2 separate regions of the Homo sapiens genome follow, and region 2 is linked to region 1. Evidence: chromatin contacts called from ENCODE Hi-C or POLR2A ChIA-PET data. All regions are on one chromosome and are shown on one strand. The core of a region is the stretch at or near the end of the contact, and the rest is flanking DNA. Distances in the headings are between cores, read along the strand shown.

Region 1 (5,463 bases), core at 2,860-5,359:
TTTGGGAAAACCCAAGGCTGGCGGGAAGACAGACAGCTAGGGTCTGGAGGCTGGTTAGGAGGGAAGAAATGGATGGATATTAGAATCTGGCACCTGGTTGGCTGAGAGAAGGCTGTATAACTTTCTGGAAGGGACTGACTCCTGCTATTACATTGTGTGTGTGTGGGTCCATCCCCACTCACTGTCCTTTCTTCTGCCTCCAGGGAAGGCCCGGCGACTGAAGCAGGCAAAGGAGGAGGCACAGATGGAGGTGGAGCAATACCGCAGAGAGCGAGAGCACGAATTCCAGAGCAAGCAGCAGGCGGTGAGTTGAGGCAGAGTCGGGTTGAGACCCCACTGCAAGTTGGTGGGTGCATCTAGTGAGGTGTGTAAGGGTGACTCAACAAGAAAATATGGTGGCAGAGGGCTGAGGCTGAGGGGACCCTGGCAGGGACCACAACATTGGTGAAACTTTGTGATGATATGTAGGAGAGTCTGGGAGTTTTGAAGGCCACATAGAGCTTGTGGGCGGAATGCCACAGTCTGTGTAAAGTATAACATCTATGTGGAGTATGATTAACATTTGTGGTGGAGGGTAGAGTTTTATGGTCATGGATGGTGAGGTGGTGGGGATATTACGGTCTGTTTTAGGATGAAGTTGCATGTTAGGTCTAAGGGGAAAGGGGACTGTGTTGATCTCTTTGGTGTTGGGATATTTCTGTGGGATGGGGGTGGTTTCTGAGAGGGCCTTTCTTCTAGGCTTTGTTTCAGGATCTTTCCCCTCATATGCCTGGACCCTTGTCTGTTTCTGCTTTTCCCTTTCTCTCTTCCACCCCTCTCCCTACCCCCCAGGCCATGGGCTCCCAGGGGAACCTGTCTGCTGAGGTGGAGCAGGCTACAAGGCGCCAGGTGCAGGGCATGCAGAGCTCCCAGCAGAGAAACCGAGAGCGTGTCCTGGCCCAGCTTCTTGGCATGGTCTGCGACGTCAGGCCCCAGGTCCACCCCAACTACCGGATTTCTGCCTAGGGCCACCGTAGGGCCTGACTCCTTCTGCCAGTTCCCTCCCTCAAAGAAATCCTCCAATCAAAATCACCTCCCACCATAATCCCTGTCTTCTTTCCATCCCCTAGAAATCCTGGGAGGCAGGATCCAATAATTTTCCTGTGACACTTATAAATATCCTGCTCACATCTGAATCTCCTTGTTGTTCTTTAACCCTCACTGGGACTTTGTAAACTTCCAAGTCATTCTCACCTAAACCCTCTGTGAAATTTGTAATATGGGGAAGTAGGAATGTGGAAAACATCCTGACTTCAGTGTCTGGCCGATGTGGGTCCCTCTCTTGACCCTGTCACTTGCTGGCTGTGAAACCAGGACAAGCTACTTAACTTGGTAGCCTCGATGTCCTCCTCTGTGAAACTGGGATGATAATAATGCCTACCTTGTGAGGGTTGCTTCAATGATTAGGAATCATTCTGTAAAGTCTAGCACAGTTCCTTGCATGTTGTAGCAGTGATTCAGTAAGTAGCAACCCTGTGATACTATTACCACCACCTGCTCACTGGTCAAAACCTACACAGCTGTTTCCTCACGTCCATCACTGGCTCTCTAATTCCACTTGTTCATTCTGTGACCCTAGTTATTTTCTGAAAAATTGGTTCTTCTCTTTTCCCAGAGACCTTCTGATCTCCAAAAAGAGGAGATGACTACATTTAGCCCCTCTCTTATAATTCCAGGTAGATAACTGCATTTTGTAGCCTCTCTTTGTTTTTCTTTTGCTGATCTTTGTCTTTATTAGATTTTCCTCCTTTCCTATTTCCCCAAAGACTTATCAGATGCTCATTGCTTTCTAAGATCTAAAATGATACTGTGTTCCCTCATATGCATGCCCTTCCTTTCTATATCCTTGACACCTTACTTTCCCATTGTAACAATAAAAAAAGTATCAATAAAATAATTATTGGCAAATAAATTGGTGAGTTGAAGCAGCCTCCTTTTGCCTCATCATTTCTCATTTTCAGTCACTTTGTTTTTTTTTTTTTTGAGATGGAGTTTTGCTCTTGTTGCCCAGGCTGGAATACAATGGCGTGATCTCAGCTCATTGCAACCTCTGCCTCCCAGGTTCAAGCGATTCTCCTGCCTCAGCCTCCCAAGTTGCTGGAATTATGGGTGTGTGCCACCACGCCTGGCTATTTTTTGTATTTTTAGTAGAGATGGGGTTTCGCCATGTTGGTCAGGCTGGTCTCAAACTCCTGACCTCAAGTGATCCACCTGCCTTGGCCTCCCAAAGTGCTGAGATTAGAGGTGTGAGCCACTGTGCCTGGCCTTCAGTCACTTTCTTGTTTTTTGTTTACATATTCCCTAAACAGCCCAAATGGCTATCCTTTGAAACTTCTTGGAGAAACAAGAACAAGTAGTACTTTATTATTTCTCTAAAGTGAGAAACATGGTTCCTCATTTGGGAATCTGAGGACTATAGATCGCAACTGTAGAGAAAAGCTGGAGTGTAGGAGCAAGTGCTCTTTGCCCCTTTACCTTGCATTTTCTTCATAGCACTTACTGCTACTGGTTTTTTGAGACAAGGTCCTGCTGTGTTGCCCAGGCTGGAGTTCCAGCTCACGGCAGCCTTGACCCCCTGGACTCAAATGATCCTCCCACTTCAGCCTCCTGAGTAGCTGGGATTACGGGCGAGTGCCACTATGCCTTGCTAATTTTAAAATTTTTTGTAGAGATGGGGTCTCACTTGCCCAGGCTGGTCTGAAACTCCTGGGCTCAAGCAATCCTTCGGGCTCGGCTTCCTCAAGGGTTGGGTTACAGGCCTGAGCCACTGCACCCTGACCACTTATCGATACTTGACATTATATTTGTGTTTATGTGTTTTCTTTCCTGTAATGTAAACACTGTGAGAACAGGGCTGTTCACCGTTGTGTCCCCAGATCCTAGGACAACATGTGGCACAAGGGAGGCAGTTGATAAATACTTTTGAATAAATTAAATGATACTTGGGAAAATACCTTCTATGACACCATTCTTGAATTAGTTACTTCATTTGTCACTGAAGACAAGCTTACTTCACCAAGAATTTGAACCAATAAGGTAACCTGCAGTGTATTTACTAACCAGATTCTTTGAGCAGGGAGGCAGAATACAATAGAGAATGAGAGATGTTTGCATCCTGGCTGTAACCTCACCAGCCGTACTGCTTGAGATATGTTGCTTTGCTTCGCTTCTGTCAATAAGATGAGAATAACGGTACCTACTCCTTAGTATTAAATGATTAAGTATGTTAACAGGGAGAGGGCCAAACGTTTGTTGTTTTATTACACAGCAGGACATCAGGTCTTACTTTTGTAGCTCCCCATCTCAAAGACGGGGATAGCAAATGTTTCATTCAGGAAAAAAATCCAGGTTGAACAATGGGGCTGTTGGGGCGGGGCCAAGAACATTCTGCTCGAATTAACAGTATTAATGGGCCGGGCGCGGTGGCTCACGCCTGTAATCCCAGCACTCTGGGAGGCCGAAGTGGGTGGATCACCTGAGGTCATACATGGGTGAAGCCCCGTCTCTACTAAAAAAACAAAAATTTGCTGGGCGTGGTGGCGGGCGCCTGTAATCCTAGCTACTCGGGAGGCTGAGGCAGGAGAATCGCTTGAACCCGGGAAGCAGCGGTTGCAGTGAGCCGAGATCAGGACATTGCACTCCCGCCTGGGCGACAGGGCGAGACTCTGTCTCAAAACAAAAACAAAAACAGTATTAATGGAATGTAGTATAACCCTCAAGCCCTACTATTAACACTTGGGGCCGAATCCAGACCCCGTCTTCCCGCTCGGATTCAGAACACCTTCCTGACTCACTGGCCCTAGGGCATCAGCTACCTCGGACAGCATCCTTTTGGGAAAATACCGCCCACCAGCCCCACGACTGGGAAAGAGTCGGGAAACACCCCCGAGCAATCCAGTTCCCTGAGACTTCCCTCCTCCCTCCCCTCAGCTAGGGCCTGCCGGTTCCTAGTGCGTGCCCAGCAGTCCTCAGGTCACCTTCACTACCGGGCCAAGGACCCCGTGGGAACTCGCAGCCTTCGCCACACTCGTTCCTCGCGCATCCATGGAGGGGTGCCTACAGAGAAGACCTGCGTGGCAAAAACCTAAACGAAGAGATGAGGGGCATGGAGAGGAGTAGGATAAGAGAATAAAGATAACAGTGGGGGGGAGACGTTAGTTTCCTTTATATCTTTTGTTACTGGCGGTAGCAGTGAAGTTAGAAACGGTTTTAAAACAAATTTCAGACAGGCATTTTCCAAAGGCAAGCCTGGAGCGCACGGATCTGTATAACCGCGGAAGGCCCTGTTTCCGGTCCCTTGCGCCTGCGCTCTTGCAGCCAAGAAGGCGGGAGGCTGGAGTAGAGGGAAGCCTGCAACCGGAAGTGAAGGCAGATTTCCCTCCTTCGTCGCTGTTGCTGCCGCCATACGCGCTCTCCCTGTTTAGGTAAGCTTTGGCCTTCGCTACAATCCGTTTCCATCTGCGCTTCTCCGCACCCATCCCGTCACATGGGTTCCTGATACCCTTTTCACAGGCGATGGTCTGGTCGCTGGGGCCTAGTTGGTTCGCTATTTCCTTAGCTTGCATCCCTTTCGAGAGCAAAGAGCTCCTGGGGGAAGGAAGGGAAGCTAAGGGGGGACCCAATCCAAGATGGTGTCCTCGGCGCCATTGTGTTCGTTTTGCTCCCTTCTTCCAATGGGTTCTTCTCATATTGGAGGCCTCAGCATCAATGAGAGGCGGCGCTCGGCGTCCCTTGGTCTTGGTATTTGCGGAGGGCGGGGCTCTTCTCACCTTCCTTGTCCTTTCTTGAGCTCTTTCTCGGCCCTCGGTGGGACTGGGAGGAGGAGCTGGTTTCTGGGCCCAGTTGGATTTTTCTCACCTTGACTTGCCCAACTTAATTTGGAGTGCCTTCCAAGTGTTTACGATACGATTGGTGTCATTGTATGTTTCTCCAAAAGGAGTCTCACCTTCGTAGCGTAACAGTGATGTGAGACCACTTGGTAAAGATCCTGTTAAAGCCTGGGCGGGGATTGCCTTTCTCTGTCACCTATTAGCTTTCTTATTGTAGGGTGGAGACATGAATTTTGTTTTTTTGTGGCCGAGCCATTTGTCTTGCACCGCCCCTCCCCCCCATGCTAATTACACAAGGCTTGCTTAAACAGCGGAAGGGAGGATACTGAGAAGTGGGAGGCTGAGAGCTATGGGAGGTGGACGGCGGCCATATGATGTTTTCTTTTCGAAAGGTGAGCGCTTTGCGCAGTGATGACCCTCATCTATCACCCTTGACTGATGGCTGCTGAGTTAGGCATCCATAACGGTGGGATTATAATAGGGAAAGCGGAGTCTTCCTTTGAGGACTTTTCAGGACTCTACTTGTCATCTCCATTTTCCACTTTACTAAGTTATTAGTCGTATTTTACCTTTTATTATCTATTCTATTTCCTCA
Region 2 (6,143 bases), core at 3,403-5,902, 1.7 Mb before region 1:
CTGGGTCAGCCCCTCAAGGCTGAACTGTTTTACCCTCACATTTCTCTTTACAGAGAGGGACATCACTAGCTACATATAGGGAGACTGGGGGGTCTGCAGCATCACCACTGCTAAAACTAATAGCACTGTGTGGGCAACTGAGTAGGGCAGCTCTAAATGGAAAAAGGACCCAGCACTTTAACATTCCCTATTAGAATGGACAGAAAGGACAGGAAGCCATAGGTATATAAACTATTTATTAACAGACAAGGCCTACAGACTTATTTCTTCTTGGACACACCCACGGTGCGGCCACGGCGGCCAGTGGTCTTGGTGTGCTGGCCTCGGACACGAAGGCTGCAGGTAAAAAGAGAAGAGTCACAGGTCATGCACAGCAGAAACAAAAGGTTGGGGAAAAAGAAGAGCGAGTAGGAGGAATGCTGAGTCGAGGTAGGCAGGGAGATGAGACCCCCCACTCACCCCCAGAAGTGACGCAGCCCTCTATGGGCCCGAATCTTCTTCAGTCGCTCCAGGTCTTCACGGAGCTTGTTGTCCAGACCATTGGCTAGGACCTGGATTCAGAGGAGGGGGCAAGGGATGTTTTATCCCCTGACCTCCTATGCCCAATTCTGTTAGGACCCTCCACCCTTCCTCTAATCCTGCCCTCATTTCAGTACACACCTGGCTGTATTTTCCATCCTTTACATCCTTCTGTCTGTTCAAGAACCAGTCTGGGATCTTGTACTGGCGTGGATTCTGCATAATGGTGATCACACGTTCCACCTGGCAGGCAGACCAAGGTCAGATCTAGATGGACCCCTTTCTGAGGCTGACCCCACCCCCAGCCCCCTTCCTTGTCCTCACCTCATCCTCAGTGAGTTCTCCCGCCCTCTTGGTGAGGTCAATGTCTGCTTTCCTCAACACCACATGAGCATATCTTCGGCCCACACCCTGAATGAAGTGAGGGGTTTCGGAATTAGTGTTGAATCTGATTTTTAAATTCCTTTATAGCCTCATTCAAAAAGCTCACAAAGGTAGGATCTGCAATAATCTATTTTGCAATCCCCTAGGTCACCCTTTCCTCACCCACCTTTCCAGATATAAACCGTTCGACAGAAGGTTAACTTTGGGCCGGTCGCAGTGGCTCACGCCTGTAATCCCAGCACTTTGGGAGGCCCAAGTGGGCAGATGACATTGAGGGCAGGAGTTCAAAACCAGCCTGGCCAACATGGTGAAACCCTGTCTCTACTAAAAATACAAGAAAAGTTGCTGAGCATGGTGGCAGGTGCCTGTAATCCCAGCTACTTGGGAGGCTGCAGCAGAATAGCTTGAACCTAGGAGGTGGAGGTTGCAGCAAGCCAAGATCACGCAACCACACTCTAACCTGGGCGACAGTGAGACCCCGTCTCAAAAAAAGAAAAAAGTAACTTTGTTCAGGGGTATGACTGAATCATGAACACAGAATTTAGTATTACAGACAACCCTTTGAAAGCAGGCAGTATCTTTTTTTTCCCCCATTGCTCAGCATATGTAGTTGTCACTAAGTGCCTTCTGATTCTTGCATTTAGGAGAACAAGGGGCCTGCCACTCCAAGCTGATGCAGTAAACCAGGGTCTTATGAGTTACAGGCTTTGATTAAGGTATTGGGCTGTCAGTTCCTCAGAATCTCTAAGGGTCACAATTATTTAGGCAAATCACTGTATCCCCATAATCAAAGTATTCCAAGATCACAAACTCAATTTTGTCAGTGCCCAGAACTGACTGCCCAAGTTATTATAAAAAGAAACTAATGCTTACATTGGTAGCATCACATCAACACCAGCACTAGCACCCATGCCATCTGAACTCATGAACCAAAGTGATTTGGAGAGTGAAGGAGGAACTGAATACTGAGCCCTGCCCCTCATTTTGTCCAACTAGAACATCAGAATGTGGCCCTATTTGGAAATAAGGTCGTTACGGAAATAATTAGGTAAAATGACGTTATATTTGATTAGGGTGGGCTCTAGATCCAATGACAAATCATGAGAGAGACACGAAGAGGACCATGAGATGACAGCAACAGATTGGAGTAATGCAGCTACAAGCCAAGGAACACTAAGGATTACTGACAACCACCAGAAGACAGGAAGAGGCAAGGTAGGATTCTTAAGTGCCTCCAGCGCCAAGAGTAATTTTCTGCTTAGTTTATATGAACTTGTTACAGTAGGCTCCAGGAAACTAAAACAAATGGCAGTTCCTATCTGCAAGAAAGAGATCAAGGGTTGGCTTCACCGTGGCTCATGCCTATATGCCTGTAATCCCAGCACTTTAGGAGGCTGAGGCTGGAGGATCACTGAGCCCAGGAGTTCAAGACCAGCCTGGACAACACAGCAAGATCCAGATTAGCCAGATGTGGTGGTGCACACCTGTAGCCCCAACTACTTGGAAAGTTGAGGTAGGAGGATTGACTTGAGCCCTGGAGGTCGAGGCTGCAGTGAAGAGTGATTCCGCCACTCCAGCCTGGGCGACAGTCTCAAAAAATAAATGTGGCTGGGTGCAGTGGCTCACGCCTATAATCCCAGCACTTTGGGAGGCTGAGGTGGGTGGATCACCTGAGGTCAGAAGTTTAAGACCAGTTTGACCAACATGGTGAAACCCCATCTCTTCTAAAAATACAAAAATTAGCTGGGCGTGTGCCTGTAATCTCAGCTACTTGGGAGGCTGAGGTTGCAGTGAGATAAGATTGCACCATTGCACTCCGGCCTGGGTGACGGGGTGAGACTCTGTCTCGGGATAAATAAATAAACATGACCAAGGGTCAAATTATTAGGTTGATTCAGAAGAGAGCAGGGTCTTTCAAATTTATTAATTAAATGACGAGGTTTCACCATGTTGACCAGGCTGGTCTCGAACTCCTGACCTCAGGGGATCCGCCCACTTCAGCCTCCGAGTGAGCCACTGCACTAAGCCTCAAATTTAATTATATGTTTACAAGTGAAAAGATTTACTTCAAAATGGGTGTGGGAAGAGATATAGATGAAATAAGATTTCTAATTTTTAGTTAGATACATCCATGAAGGTTATTCTCTATTACACTTATGAATGCTGCACCTCTACTTAAGCCTCACAGCCGGTCTCTGAAATAAGTACAGTATTTCACACTGCCTTATTAGTTTCACAGAGCACCCAACAGAAGGAATTTCCCTCTACAAATTCCTCAACAGAGCCAACAGTATCCCTACTACTATCCATTCCCTAACGTCGCCTAAGTACCTACCATGCAACAGAAGCCAAGAAGACAGGCCTAGCCCTGCACGCATGGACACATACTGGTAGGCTATTTCCACAACTAACTACACATTCTGACTTAAGGGAAAAAAAAAGAACGTTATGTATCTAGAAAGCCAAGAATTCATTAGGTTTGTGGAGAGAAATACTCAAGTGAAATAATATTCTTGCATTCATTGATTCGATTCTTAAAAGCCAAAGAAAGATGGATGTACTCCTTCACACTTCGACAGGAAAGGAGTGTCAATTATGGCTCATCTGAGTAAATGTCCCACTCAGACTTCTTCCACCCTCCATCTACAGGCTTCTTCACACTTTTTATCTGTTGGTATTTCTACTTATCCCTCAAGATGCCCAATAATCCTCCAATTCTCAGGGAATATAAATTTCGCAGGAAGGGTTGCTGTTATGATGGTGGGATGGGTAAAGAAACCGAATCTAGAAGAAATCTCACAAGCTCGTGGTTCAGGAAAATCTTAGCGAATTCGGGTGAGCAACCATACCTCCTCCCCACTTCCCCAGGTGAAATGTTTTGGCTTGACCTTAGACCACTATCTTGGCTTTAATCACTTATTTTCTGTGGTAAATGCTAAAGGGGTCAGTCTCTCCCTAAACCACTTTCTTTTCTTAATCCAGCAGTCAAGGTGATCTGGATGAGACTCAAGTCTCCCCAGCCTTGCTTCATTTTTGCTTATGTCTTCACAACCCAATTCTCATTTACATTCCCTATTCCTTACCCTACTTCACTTACCTTAATGGCAGTGATGGCAAAGGCTATTTTCCGCCGCCCATCGATGTTGGTGTTGAGTACTCGCAAAATATGCTGGAACTTTTCAGGGATCACTAGAGACTAGTTGAAAAAGTACGGGGGAAGAAATCAGACACAGTAAACTATCAAACAGTAAGGCCGATAAGGCAAACGAACTTCATACAAAAAGGTTAAGCCTGTCACACAAGTGGCAAGACACCCGCCCCCCATTCCTTAGGTTTTCACACCACAGAGCAAACTCCTCAGTCCTGCAGAGTAGGCACATGAAGCGTTCAAGCTTGGGAAAATGCAACCTCTGGAGAGAGGAAGCAGGTCTCCTGCCCATTCCCAAAAGTGCGTGGCAAAAGCCAGAGTTCCCCATATACGCCCAAGCCTTAGACAGCTTTCGTGCGCCCGAGCAGTGACCCTTCCTCGGGCCCGCTCTCCGGAATTGGAAATCTTTGGTGTCCCTTTCCAGGGACGCGATCCAAGGCTCCATACAGAAAGTCGCAGGCCCTCAGGGCAGGACGTTTCCAGAACCCTGACAGCCGGCTTTCCTTGCCCGAGCTGCGATGCCGCTGGATCACGGCACGGATTCCAGTCTTACCATGGCTGCAGCACAAGCGGCGGCGTGTAGGCCTCCTGTGGAAGAGAGAGCGGAAGTGACGCGATATCATTATATAGCTTCCAGGAGGAAGAGGCGGTGCGATCTAGGAGAAGTGCTTCCGGAAACTGTTTCAGCGCGACCTGGCTGGATTTATGAGAGTATGGCTTGGGTACCACAACTTCCGGTGCGCCTTTCTTTACAGTTCGTAAGGTTCATAGGTAAGAGAACAGCGAAGGTTCCGGGGCTAGTTTGTGTTTCAGACTTCCATATTTCCATTTGCAGTTGGGTGAAGTGGTTAGAGCTGAAAGGGGACAGCTGGAGTCAAACAACTTAACTCAAATATCTGGGAACGATTTCGCGCTGAGGAAGACCCTTTGGGACTTGTAGCTCCACTCCGGGGAACGGACTCGCCGGGACTGACAGTTGCCGGAAGTGAGGCTGCGGGGAATGGCCGCCGCTGCGACCATGGCGGCTGCGGCCCGGGAACTGGTGTTGCGGGCTGGGACCTCAGATATGGAGGAGGAAGAGGGCCCGCTGGTGAGAGCGCGGAGCTGTTTCTCCTCCGTAGTTCCGGTGCTCCTAGCTTCAGAAAGACCTGAGCTGGGTTTAGGCACAAGGGTGGGAACTTGGCTGCTACCCGTGATATTACCTGTTTGGCTCCCCGTACCCTTCCCTGTGATCAGACCCGACCCTGAGCGGGACCCTAGTGGCTGAAACTCATGTTCTGGGGCACAAAATTTCAACTTCACTCCACATTTTGGGGTAGAGTCACGAAGTAGTATAGTGTAAAGGTTAAGAACATGGCCTCTGAAGCCAGACTGCCTGAGTTCTATCTCTGCCACTTACACGCTGTGTGCCCTTGGGCAAGTTAACCAGCTTCTCTGTGCCATCATTTCTCACACCTTTAAGGTGAGGAAGATAGAACCTATTGTATACATCGTCGTTAGGATTAGATGAATATGTGTAAGATTGCACCTGGCATGCAGGTAAACACTATGTGTTTTGACATTTCTAGAAAGCCTGGGGTTCCCCAGAGGTGTGATAGAACACCCAAGATGGCAGGAGTCTGAGGGTCTTAAATTTAAGTGCAAGTTCTGCTCTATCCTCTGCAATTCCTAGCTTTCCTCATTCGGTCATCTCCACTGCACTTTTTTTTTTTTTTTTTTTTTTTTGAGACGGAGTCTTGCTCTGTCGCCCAGGCTGGAGTGCAGTGGCGCGATCTTGGCTCACTGCAAGCTCCACCTTCCGGGTTCACGCCATTCTCCTGCCTCAACCTCCCAAGTAGCTGGGACTACAGGCGCCCGCCACCGCGCCCGGCTAATTTTTTGTATTTTTTAGTAGAGACGGGGTTTCACTGTGTTAGCCAGGATGGTCTCGATCTCCTGACCTCGTGATCTTCCCACCTCGGCCTCCCAAAGTGCTGGGATTACAGGCGTGAGCCACTGCGTCCGGCCTCCACTGCACTGTCTTGTCTTTTACCTTTTTTTGTTTTCTTTAGACGGGTTTCCCTGTGTTACCCAGGTTGACCTTGAACTCCTG

The links. A loop is a pair of places that touch in the nucleus more often than their neighbours do. ChIA-PET counts read pairs that join two places held with the same protein, here RNA polymerase II (POLR2A). Pooled maps may share reads with other maps.
Region 2: a pooled map shows a loop between it and region 1 (4-fold over the local background). The contact joins the promoter of RPS18 here to the promoter of DDX39B-AS1 in region 1. A Hi-C loop is called at or near these places in 1 of 37 single-sample maps with no recorded cell type and 5 of 50 pooled maps. POLR2A ChIA-PET finds 5 or more read pairs at or near these places in 2 of 52 experiments (B cell and MCF 10A).

Annotation. Positions count from the first base shown.
Region 1 is chr6:31,540,950-31,546,412 of GRCh38, reverse strand. DDX39B-AS1 (DDX39B antisense RNA 1) reads right to left here and starts at 4,109. Exons shown (of 2, transcript NR_133675.1): 1 at 4,017-4,109; 2 at 3,275-3,704. It overlaps DDX39B (DExD-box helicase 39B), which reads left to right and starts at 4,410. Exons shown (of 11, transcript NM_004640.7): 1 at 4,410-4,463. It overlaps ATP6V1G2-DDX39B (ATP6V1G2-DDX39B readthrough (NMD candidate)), which reads left to right. Exons shown (of 13, transcript NR_037853.1): 2 at 204-304; 3 at 4,265-4,463. SNORD84 (small nucleolar RNA, C/D box 84) reads left to right here and starts at 5,235; the gene lies at 5,235-5,312. It also overlaps ATP6V1G2. RefSeq lists enhancers at 1-271, 3,982-4,903, 3,781-4,980 and a silencer at 3,753-4,668.
Region 2 is chr6:33,270,584-33,276,726 of GRCh38, reverse strand. RPS18 (ribosomal protein S18) reads right to left here and starts at 4,652. Exons shown (of 6, transcript NM_022551.3): 1 at 4,605-4,652; 2 at 4,001-4,099; 3 at 844-930; 4 at 661-762; 5 at 460-551; 6 at 216-336. The coding sequence starts at 4,607. The coding sequence ends at 261. It overlaps VPS52 (VPS52 subunit of GARP complex), which reads left to right and starts at 4,851. Exons shown (of 20, transcript NM_022553.6): 1 at 4,851-5,141. The coding sequence starts at 5,052. RefSeq lists an enhancer at 1-206.